Linked DNA regions of Homo sapiens: region 1 is linked to region 2. Evidence: chromatin contacts called from ENCODE Hi-C or POLR2A ChIA-PET data. All regions are on one chromosome and are shown on one strand. Each heading gives the region's core, a stretch centred on a gene start or an enhancer-like site at or near the end of the contact. The rest is flanking DNA. Distances are from core to core; before and after follow the strand shown.

The links. A loop is a pair of places that touch in the nucleus more often than their neighbours do. ChIA-PET counts read pairs that join two places held with the same protein, here RNA polymerase II (POLR2A). Pooled maps may share reads with other maps.
Region 1: a pooled map shows a loop between it and region 2 (7-fold over the local background). The contact joins two enhancer-like sites. A Hi-C loop is called at or near these places in 1 of 168 maps with a recorded cell type or tissue (CD4-positive, alpha-beta T cell) and 11 of 50 pooled maps. POLR2A ChIA-PET finds 5 or more read pairs at or near these places in 5 of 52 experiments (H1, K562, OCI-LY7 and 2 more).

The regions. Positions count from the first base shown.
Region 1 is chr2:9,735,384-9,741,053 of GRCh38, forward strand. It overlaps the pseudogene RNU4-73P. Among named protein-coding and RNA genes, the nearest start is that of TAF1B, 110 kb to the right of the region's middle. RefSeq lists an enhancer at 3,103-3,202. Within about 2 kb of position 4,253, at least 22 of the 41 ENCODE cell types and tissues checked have a DNase peak (open chromatin) inside an H3K27ac peak, as active enhancers do.
Region 2 is chr2:9,591,993-9,597,268 of GRCh38, forward strand. The region is part of intron 2 of YWHAQ (tyrosine 3-monooxygenase/tryptophan 5-monooxygenase activation protein theta); the gene reads right to left. Among named protein-coding and RNA genes, the nearest start is that of YWHAQ, 36 kb to the right of the region's middle. Within about 2 kb of position 2,824, at least 10 of the 41 ENCODE cell types and tissues checked have a DNase peak (open chromatin) inside an H3K27ac peak, as active enhancers do.

The DNA.
Region 1 (5,670 bases), core at 3,003-5,502, 140 kb after region 2:
AGGAGGTGGGGAAAAGCATTGTAAGCTAAGGGAATAACACGATGAAGTGCAGAGACACAGAAGAGCTTAGCATGTTTGCCAAAGTGGGGAAGTGGTCTGATGGGGCTTTGTGGTTTGGGGCAGGGTGGTGCTGGAATGGAGAGGCCAAAACAAGCCAGATGGTAAAGAACCTCAAATGTTAGGCCAAGGGTTTATGACTCAGGCACAGGCAAGGGGGAGAGAAGAGAGGGGTGATGTGAGCAGGTTCATGTTTCCAGAAGCTCACTCTGCCTTGTTTAGGGGACCCATGTCCCTGTCCATTCCCTCTTCCTAGACCTCCCCTCCACCAAGGCGGTCTTTGTTTTCTGGGTGCTCTGGGAAGAAGTGTGGGATGGATTTGCTCTAATACTGAACAGTTCTCTGCAACTTCAGAAATACCTATCATCAAGCTTGAGGGGCAAAACTGCAGAAGTAGTTTAGGGGAAGAAGCCTGACCCCTAAATAGGGGATGTTGTATCATAATTTTATCCCACATGACTGTCATATTTCAAGGCCTGGGGCAAATGGCACCTCTTCCAAGAAACTACAATGTCACTATTATCTTTTCTGGAGAAACTTTCTTTAACTTCCTTATGCTCATCTAGCACGTCCCCTACTGACTCTGTTGGAACACCTGCTGGGCCTGCCCTTGTATGAATTTAGTTGGATTATATGGATCCATTAAGCAACTGCAGAGGTCCACCCATGCCAGGACCTGCACCAACTCTGAGGATGTAGAAATGAAAACATTGAGTCCTTGTCTTCAAGGAAGGAAGCTCACCCCAGAGATCACCTGGAGATCTTTATCTGCACAGTAAGACATTTGTTCCTGTGCAGCTCTGCCTCTCACCTTCCTGTAACTTGTCCCATCTAGCTCTGAAAGAGAATCAATTACTAACCATTGTCTGAGCATTGGGCCTAGTCATTTCCCCACTCCCCTCTCTGTTATGAAGAGGGCATTAAGCCTCAACCATCTGGTCCCTCTTCGAGTTCATGTTTTGTAAACACTCTTGCACATCTGTGCACATAATACCTTTGTTATGATTTTCTCTTGTTAACATGCTTTTTGTTGTAGGGGTGTTGGCTGTGACCCTTTATGATGGGGAGAAAGGGGATCACCCCTTTCTGTCCCTACCTTTTCAAGGTTTATGTACATTCTAGCATGTGTCAGAATTCCATGCCTTTTTATGGCTGAATGATATTCCATTATGTGAATATGCCACGTTTCGTGTATCCATTCATCTGTTGAAGGACATTTGGGTTGTTTTGCTATGGTCAATAATGCTGCTATGAACGTGAGTGTACAAGTACCTGTGTGGGTCCCTAATTTTCATTCTTTTGGGTAGATACTTGGGAGTGGAATTGCTGGGTCACATAGCAGTTACTGTGTTGAACTGTGTGAGGAGATTCCTCCCTCTCAGCAGCTCTTATGCTCACCTTCCTTTCTGTGTCTACTGCTGCCTTCTGCCTTCAGAAGCCCCCTCCTTCTTTCTGCACCTGGGCTAAGACAGCAGCTTCCTATTCGGTGTCTGTTTCCCACATCCACCTCTAGAGCTCATCCCAAAGAGTGATGGTGCTGTGGACCAAATTGTCTCCCAAATGCACGCATTGAAGATCCTACCCAGGACTGACTGTATTTGGAGATAGGGCCTTTATGGAGGTAACTAATGTTAATGGCGGTTATAAGTGTGACCTCAGTTACCTAATCCAATAGGACTGGTTTGGAAATAGATTTCTGTTGCCTAAGCTCCCAGCCTGTGGTGTTGTATTATGGCAGCCTGAGCAGATGAATGCAGATGGTGAGCAGCTCTTCCCCTGAGCCACACTGCCGAGGCTGCCCTGCTCAGAAACCTTTGGTGTTGCTGCCCTGTAAGACGGAATCCTAACGCTTCATCATTCGAGGCCGGCCCGTTCTCAGCCTTGCCTGCACTTCCGGGACTGTCTCTCCTTGCTCTTCCATCCCCAGGCTCTTCTTCAGCTGAGCCAGTGTATTGGCTCTTTCTGGAATAGGTTTTGTGCATTTGGCCTCTGTCCAAATGTCCCACAACTCCCCCTAGTGCCCTACTCACCCTAGTACCCCCCACTTCCTCTAGTACCCCCTACTCCCCCTAGTGCCCTACTCCCTCTAGTACTCCTCACTCCCCCAGTAACCCCTCACTTCCTCTAGTACCCCTGGCTCCCCCACTATCCCCCACTCCCCCTAGTACCCCCTACTCCCTCTAGTACCCCCACTCGTCCTAGTAACCCCCACTCCTTCTAGTGCCCCCTACTCCCCCAGTACCTCCCACTCCCCCAGTGCCCCCCACTCCTCCTAGTACCCCCATTCCCTCTAGTACCCCTGACTCCCCCTAGTACCTCCCACTCCCCCTAGTGCCCCCCACTTCCTCTGGTACTCCCCACTCCTCCTAGTGCCCCCCACTTCCACTCCCCCAGTCCCCACCAGGCACTTTGGAATGCCTTCTCCTGCTTTCTGCTTATTCCCCTCCTGCAGAAGCTCCCCTTGGGGATGGGGTGCAGGAGTCCAGTGATGTCCACTCGAGAAGCTCCTTGGGACATTTGCATTAGTACTATCTCTGTGCACATACAGTGGCGCACACAGTTGTTCAGCCCAGAAACTTGTGAACACACAGCTACTACTGACCAAGCACCTATTCCATGAGGACTTTAAGAGGATACTTTGAGATATAAATAACAGAAAAAGTCAAAATGGCTTGCAATAGTCATAGCTGACACTTACATGACACTTACCATGTGCCAGACGCGATTTGAATACTTTCTACACATTAACCCCTTAAATCCTCACAATGATCTCATAAACCAGATACGGTTATTATCACCATCCCCATTTCACAGATGAGGAAACTGAGAAGAGAGAGAAAATAAACAAGCCAAAAGTCCTCAGTAGTAGTGGTGGTGGATTGGGCAGTCAAGCTCTAGAGCCTTTGCCCCTGACCCCCACTGTCCCGTGTCTCTGACCTTGGGACAGCATTCTCTCACTTAATGAGATGTCTCAAGTTGGGGACATCCCAAGGGAAATTAATTCAACCGCTCAAGGCTGTCACCAAGGACTTGGCTTCTTTTCATCTCGACACTCTGCCATCGTTAGCCTCTTGGCTTTTATGTTGGGTATTATCCCTTTATGTCACAATATGGCTGCAGCAGTTCTAAGTATCATGTTCTCACCCAACCACACCCAAAGGTCAGAAAGAGAGAAAGCCCCTTCTTTATAGCTCTTTTTTTAAGAGTAAGGGAAACTTTCCCCAAATTCATCCAGACACTTCCTCTCGTGTCTTGTTAGTCAGAATGAAGTTACACGCCCGTTCATAAACTAATCACTGGGTCACCGTGACTGGCTTAGACCAATCAAGACACTGTGCTAGGCTCCCAGGGAGTCCTGCTTCTCCTGAAGCATGTGGCTGCCAGAAACCCTGAATAAAACAGGCCTCTGGCTTGCTGGTGAGGGAGAGGAACTGGAAGGGTTGCGGGCCTGTCACACAGCATCGCTATTTCTGGCTCCCACATCAGCCTTGTGAGATCAGGACTTTTATCGTTTTATGAATAAGGAAACCAAGACTCAGAGACAATGAGGTGCTTGGCCAAGGTCAGCGGCTGGTGAGTGACAGAGTCTGCATGCTCAGCCCATCCCTAGGAGTCTGGCAAGGCTGGAAATTGGTCTTTCTTTTCCCATCCTAGATGGATTGCGTTGGAAAGATTCAGGCTCCTGTCAGCTGGCTCTTGCTGTCCCTTCCTGACAGCTGCGACTCTGAGAACAGTTTAATTTCAGAAACCCTCACACGGTGGCTCCTCTCCCTGCCAGGCATCAGGAGGCCCCAGAGGAGCAGCAGAGGCAAGACTCGCTGTCCAGACTCCCTTCTGAGGAGACTGCGGTCAGGGAGCCCAGGCTGACCCTCGTGTTCTCATGCCTCGGTCCTGTTGATAAGAGGGAAGTCTGTGCTGGGTTCCTATCCACAAAGCCCTTGCGGGGAATGGGTCCCACACGCCGCTTCTGCAGACCCAGCTCATCCTGTTTCCGGTTTCTATTTTGTTTTTTCTTTTTTTTTTTTTTGATACGGAGTCTCGCTCTGTCGTGATCCGCCCGCCTCGGCCTCCCAAAGTGCTGGGATTACAGGCGTGCGCTACCGCGCCCGGCCCTGTTTCTGGTTTCCAATTCTCTTAGGATGTCAGTGCCTTTGATCCTCTGAGCCCCCGGAAGGGCTCAGCCCTCTCACATCTGCCTTCCTCCTAGAGGTGTGACGCCTGCCCTTCCGCCAGGGCGAGGCAGGGGAGTGACTTGGCGCCCGAGTCCCGTTTCCCGTCCCCTCTCCGTTGCCTGTGCTCAGAGCCAGGGACTCTGCTATTTGTAGGCCCCGCGGGCTCTGTCTGGGGTCTTTCCCCAGGGGAGGGTGTGCGTCCGGGAAGGAGAGGCAGCCTGGAGTTCCTTCTGGATACCGGCCAGGCCTGCGCTATTTGCCTGGAGAGGCCATCGGCATCACTGAGAAGGTCCCTGGAACTCGCTGCTCAGACACATATGTGGCAGCCAGTCAGGAGCTACGTTCTTCTTTGCTGGAAACAAGCAAGGATAGACTGTGATTTTCCTCTCCCTCTGTTGTGTATTTTTCACTCCTGTCTCTCCATCAACCCACCCACCCATCCATCCATTCATCCACTCATCCATCCACCCACCCACCCACCCATCCATCCATCCATCCATCCATCTACCCATCCACCCACCCATCCATCCACCCACCCATCCATCCATCCTACCATCCATCCACTCATCCATCCACCCACCCACCCACCCATCCATCCACCCACCCATCCATCCATCCATCTACCCACCCACCCACCCATCCATTCACCCACCCATCCACCCATCCATCCACCCATCCATCCACCCATCCACCCACCCATCCACCCATCTATTCACCCATCCACCCACCCACCCACCCACCCACCCACCCATCCACCCATCTATCCATCCACCCACCTGTCACATAGTGTGGCAAATACAACAACGACTCACATGTGGTTCCTGCCCCTACACCCTCAACACTCATACCCTAGTGGGGACTCCTCCAACCAACGAATGCAGAAGGTTTTAGCTCCCTGATGGGCATTTGTATTTGAAGTTGGGGGGTGGGGGGCTGCACAAATGTGCACAACTTAATAGAGGTCCTTCTGGCATTGTGCCAAAGTGAAGCTGAGGAGGAGTTAAATTTTTATGTTTTTTTGGTTGTTCAGCCTCTGTAGAGAGTCTCAAAAATTCTCGATGCCAATTATATTTCAAGTTGTCATGACAAGCTATAGGGAAAAGTTTTCAATTAGCAATAATCATGTCTCAGGCAAACCTCATTGGCTATGGTACCGCCACTGCAGAAATCTGAGGAGTTATTTTTAAGCAAGGGCTCTGCCTTCCCAGCGTGTCTTAAATTTCTCCAGGGTGAGTCAGATCACCCCTGTTCTTGGGGACCTCTTACACCAGCTACTGGTCGCCAGGTCTAGGGGAGGTTAGTGACCTCAGCCCTGGAAGGGGAGCCTCAAAGTCACTGGTGAGCCTCAAAAGAGGCTGGCAGGGCTGCCTGCCCAGACCCATTTGCTACAGTTATAATGGGGAGTGTCCTTGGGTAATGAACTGCTATGTAGAGCTCCTGA
Region 2 (5,276 bases), core at 1,574-4,073:
TTAAGACAGGCTTCCCAGGGAAAGAGTATTTGAGGCATGAAGAAGGAAAAGTAGAAATGCACCAAACAGAAAACAGGGATGTGCACTCATTTTAGGGACGGGAAACAAAATGTTTAAAACATCAAGTACGAGGGAGAATAGTGCTACTCAGTGCCCTTTGCATTCAAGTATCCATCTAAAATGAGGTAAATACAGGAATCGAGAGTAAGAGGTTTAGAAACTTGCACAGCAATTTAAAAGAATAATTTTAGGTCTACGAAATCTAATTATTTTTTTAAAAAAGTTCTTGAGTATGTCTTTTGTCCCTAATTTCATACAAAGAAATTTTCACTTCTAGTACATGGTATGCTATGCCTTGGAGTATAAAAAGTCACAAAAGACAAATATGATAGAAATCTTCTTAGATTCCATTTTTCTTGATGCTAGGTCATCCATTTAAAAACCTTTTTAGGGCCGGGCGCGGTGGCTCACGGCTGTAATCCCAGCACTTTAGGATGCCAAGGCGGGCAGATAACAAGGTCAGGAGTTCGAGACCAGCCTGGCCAACATAATGAAACCCCGTCTCTACTAAAAATACAAAAAATTAGCCAAGCGTGATGGTGGGCACCTGTAATCCCAGCTACTCAGGAGGCTGAGGCAGGAGAATTGCTTGAACCTGGGAGGTGGAGGTTGCAGTGAGCCGAGATCATGCTACTGCACTGCAGCCCGGGTGACAGTGTGGACTCCATCTCAAAAAACAAAAACAAAAACAAAAAAAGCTTTTTTGTATTAAATATTACAAAGCAAAATGAAATTCTCATAAAAATGTTAAGATACTAATACCTACTTCATTGGTTTGTTTTGAGAATAAAACCAGTAACAGATGTCAAAGCCTGGAATAGTGTCACATGTTAAGTACTCAGTAAATGTTAGCTAGTATCAGCCTAGGTACACAGTTTGAAAAGCACTGCTCTAGGAAAAGTGAAACTAGTGAACGTTTTAAAGCAGGGAAGAGAGAAGATCCTTTTTACATTTTGGAAAAATAACCACAGATACGCTCAGTTAATATTATATAAAATACCATCCATGATACCAAGTTGGCAAGTCTGGAGAATTAACAAGTAAGGTTGAGTCAAATTCACATAACTGCTAAAGAAAAGGAAGGCTGTTTATAAATTTAAAAATATACAATTCTAACCAAGAACTTTCTTCTTGTTTATCTGACTAAAAGTGGTCTAACAAAATGCAATCACTGCATCCATGTCTTTTTTTTTTTTTTTTTTTTTGAGACAAAGTCTCACTCTGTTGCCCAGGCTAGAGTGCAGTGGTGATTCTCAAATGATTCTCCTGCCTCAGCCTCCCGAGCAGCTGGGACTACAGGCGCACACCACCACGCCCAGCTTACTTTTGTATTTTTAGTAGAGACAGGGTTTCACCATGTTGACCAGGCTGGTCTCAAACTCCTGACCTCAAGTGATCTGCCCACCTCGGCCTCCCAAAGTACTGGGATTACAGGCGTGAGCCACTGCGCCTGGCCCATAAGTTATTTTTAAAGAAAATAAACAGAGGCTGCGTACAACAGCTCACACCTACCATCCAAGCACTCTGGGAAGTAGAGGCAGAGGCAAGAGGATTGCCTGAGAGCCCAGGAGTTTGAGACCAGCCTGGGCAACATAATGGGACCCTGTCTCTACAAAGAATTTTAAAAAAATTAGGTGTGGTGGCATACACCTGTAATCCCAGCTACTTGGAAGGCTGAGGCAGAAGGAAGGCTTAAACCCCGGGGGTGGAGGCTGCAGTGAGCCATGATCGTGCCACTGCATTCCAGCCTGGGAGACAGAGCAAAAGAGATCCTGTCTGTCTCTAAAAGAAAAAAACCAGAAAAACATTAAAAATCCTTTAATTGAAAAAATATTTTAAATAGATTAAAAAAAATATATATATATATATATACACACACACACACACACACTTTTTTAAGGGCCTGAGGCCAGAGGAAGTTAAAACACACACACACACACACACACACGCACGCACAAAAAATTAGTATAAAATTATGTATCGAAGTCTCAGAAGTTTATGCATTATAGAAGTCATGAGTATCAAAATTGTGGCTCAAGTTGGAAAGTTGCTGAGCCAGGAGTGTGGCAAAAGAGGTCATTAGGGCCACACCCAAATTAAAGGCAACTGTGACAAGTGCTGCTCCAGTATCACTACACTCTTAACTGTAAAAACAACAGACAAATCAGTTTTTCAGAATTTATTGTGCTCAACATCACCAATATAATTTTAATAGTTTTTTAATAAACTGAGACACTCGAATCTTAAAAAATTATATTACTTTAACTTTTTCCTCTATTACCATTTTCATGTATTATGGATGACTTTCAATTTAAAAACTATTTTTATGAACTGAATTTAGGGTTGTGGTGGAAGGAGGAGGGTAGGAGGCAATAGTGAGATAGTCACAAAAAAAGTTCTAGATCTCAAACTGACTCAGTCATTGGTATCTTTAAATGAGTGGATTCTGAGAAGTAGTATCAAAGAAGGCAAACATAGTATTTATACCGAGAGAAATACCACCTCTGCCTGTACCCACACCAAGGAACTCTAATGTAAAGTAAGATGCCTCTCACTTTTCTTGTTCCTCCAAGTGAGTCAGTCAGTTACAATGAAATTCCACAGGATCTCCAAAAAGATGCCAGCTCTGGTGAAGATATTATTTATGGTCACAAAAAAAGCTACTCAGTACCTTTAAGACCTAGTGCTCTGTTAACTGTGGTAGATTTGTAAGAGCAGGGGCTGAGAAAAGTCTGACTAGAACAATGGCTTAGGGTGAGGAGTAGGGAAGAGAGAAATTTCCATTCTAGCACTAGTCTCTCCTGAGTCACTCATGCTAGATGTGTGGGTGTTCTCAAGGACTGTGGACAAAGGGCCTTCCAAGGATTCAGAAAGCTGCCAAACAGCTACTGCATTCATTACAACACAGCCACTTATGAGCTAACCTCTTCTTTCTAAAATTATTAACTTTGACTACTAGTTTGCATATAACCATTACGTATGATTTACAGTGTTGGGCTTTTACAAAGTGACTTGGGCATTACTTCCATCCTGGAGTTTCAGCCAGGTATCATGGTTCTTTGTCAGATGCCACTAGCTCTCTGTGAAGGAAACAACAGGTACAGAATAGTTCCGTCTTTCCATATACTATCAGTAGTAAAGATGTATACTTTAGCTCAACTAAAAGACATAATGGAGTCTGCTTCATGTCTTTCCCAAATAATCAAGTCTGTATCTGTATTATCAATACCAAATATTATTAATGCCAGATAGAATATAGCCTATAAATGTATAATATTTTAAAATTATTGTAAAAAACACGGATCAGAGACCAAAAACCCCAAACTGACACATAACTCCCTGAAAGTCTTTCCCAGAAGTCAGGAGCGAGGGCCAGGTGCCGTGACTCATGCCTGTTATCCCAGCACTTTGGGAGGCCGAGATGGGTGGATCACTTGAGGTCAGGAGTTCAAGACCAGCCTGACCACCACGGTGAAACCCCATTTCTACTAAAAATACAAAATTAGCCGGGTATGGTGACACATGCCTGTAATCCCAGCTATTTGGGAGGCTGACACAGGAGAACTGCTTGAACCCAGGAGGCAGAAGTTCCAGTGAGCTGAGATATTGCACTCCAGCCTGGGCAACAAGAGCAAAATTCCATCTCAAAAAAAAAAAAAAAAAAAAAGTCACCAGACGGGAGTATAGTTAGATGTTCCCCCACTGATTTCTTCTGTACGTTATTCTTATCAATTAAGCAGGAGCTCCCCCTTGTAAACTCGTTAGCAAATTTTATTATCTTGGGAGTTTTGGTGGGCTAAGACTGAAGGTCCCTCTGGTGCTGACAGTGTTACTTGACTGAGGGTAAAATGTGGATGGTAGTGTGTTCCTTTTTGAGAATTTGAAAACTAAGAGGTCAATGTACTACCCACAATAAAAGATGAACTAGTAATTTGGAACACTCTAGACCAAAGAAACAAGGAAAGTGAAAGGAAAGAATGTAAGTTATTATAGAGGTTGCTTTAGGAAATGCTAAAGGAACTCAGAATAAGTTTAATCTTAGAAAAATAGGATGGGAACAATAGACTATAACACAAAAGCTATAAAGAATAATATAAGAAATGAAACTGTTGAGAAATAATATTAATGCAAATTTAGAACAGTAACTATTCCTCCTTTCCCCCACCCCCATATCTTAGGAAAAAAAGGCTTCCAGAAGAACAACAAAACCCCCATACGATCTTCAAGAGTTAACTATTGTATAAAACAATCCTACCGTCACTTCAACCACTTTTTCAAAATAATTTATTTGGTTTCAGTGGCAAAATTCTGTAACACTCAACAAATTAATCTTTTAATTCTAAATTCATTTATAAGCGATTTCCATTTTACAGAGTAAATAAGCTACTCTATTGAAGAAAGAGTAGGTAACTGTTATGAAAAGCCTTAAAATACACGCAAAATAACAGGAAGCAAAAAAATGTTCTAAGAAGTTTCATTTTCCTAATAGTTTACTGAGGTTCATTAGCAAACACACTATTAACATGCTGAATCTCTAACTTTAGGATACACATATCAGTCATTATTTCTATATTATCAGTTAACCAGCATATTAATAGACCCTAAAATGGAGCATTTCTAAGAAAGATAAAGCCAAATCTAAGCTAGAGATTTTTTTTTTCCCCCTTGAGACCGAGTCTCACTCTGCCAACCCAGACTGAAGCGCAGTGGCTCAATCTCAGCTCACCTGCATCCTTCGCCTCCCGGTTCAAGCGATTCTTTGGCCTCAGCCTCCCCAAGTAACTGGGATAGGGTTTCACCATGGCTGGTCTCGAACTCCTGACCTCAAGGGATCCGCCCTCTTCAGTCTCCCAAAGTGCTAGGATTACAGGCCTGAGCCACGGTGCCCAGCTTAGAGATTTAATCAGTAAAACAAAAAAGGGACAGAGTAACTCTGTGTTATGTGTCAGAATATATGAGTTTTAGAAATTAGATTGTAATTTGTGGAACTTTTATACTATCGTTAGCTCTATAATCTTGTAGGAAATCACACCTTCTCAAGTGTCTGTCTCTGTAACTATGTGATGAGACTATTATGATCTAAAGGTCTCTGGTCTCAGAAACTACCATTTTATGACTATACCTGTTAGAATTAAATCTCATAAAGGATTTGTTGCCTTAACCAAGGAGGCAGTGAATCACCTAAGACTTAATCCAAGTTGATCATATAACATCAA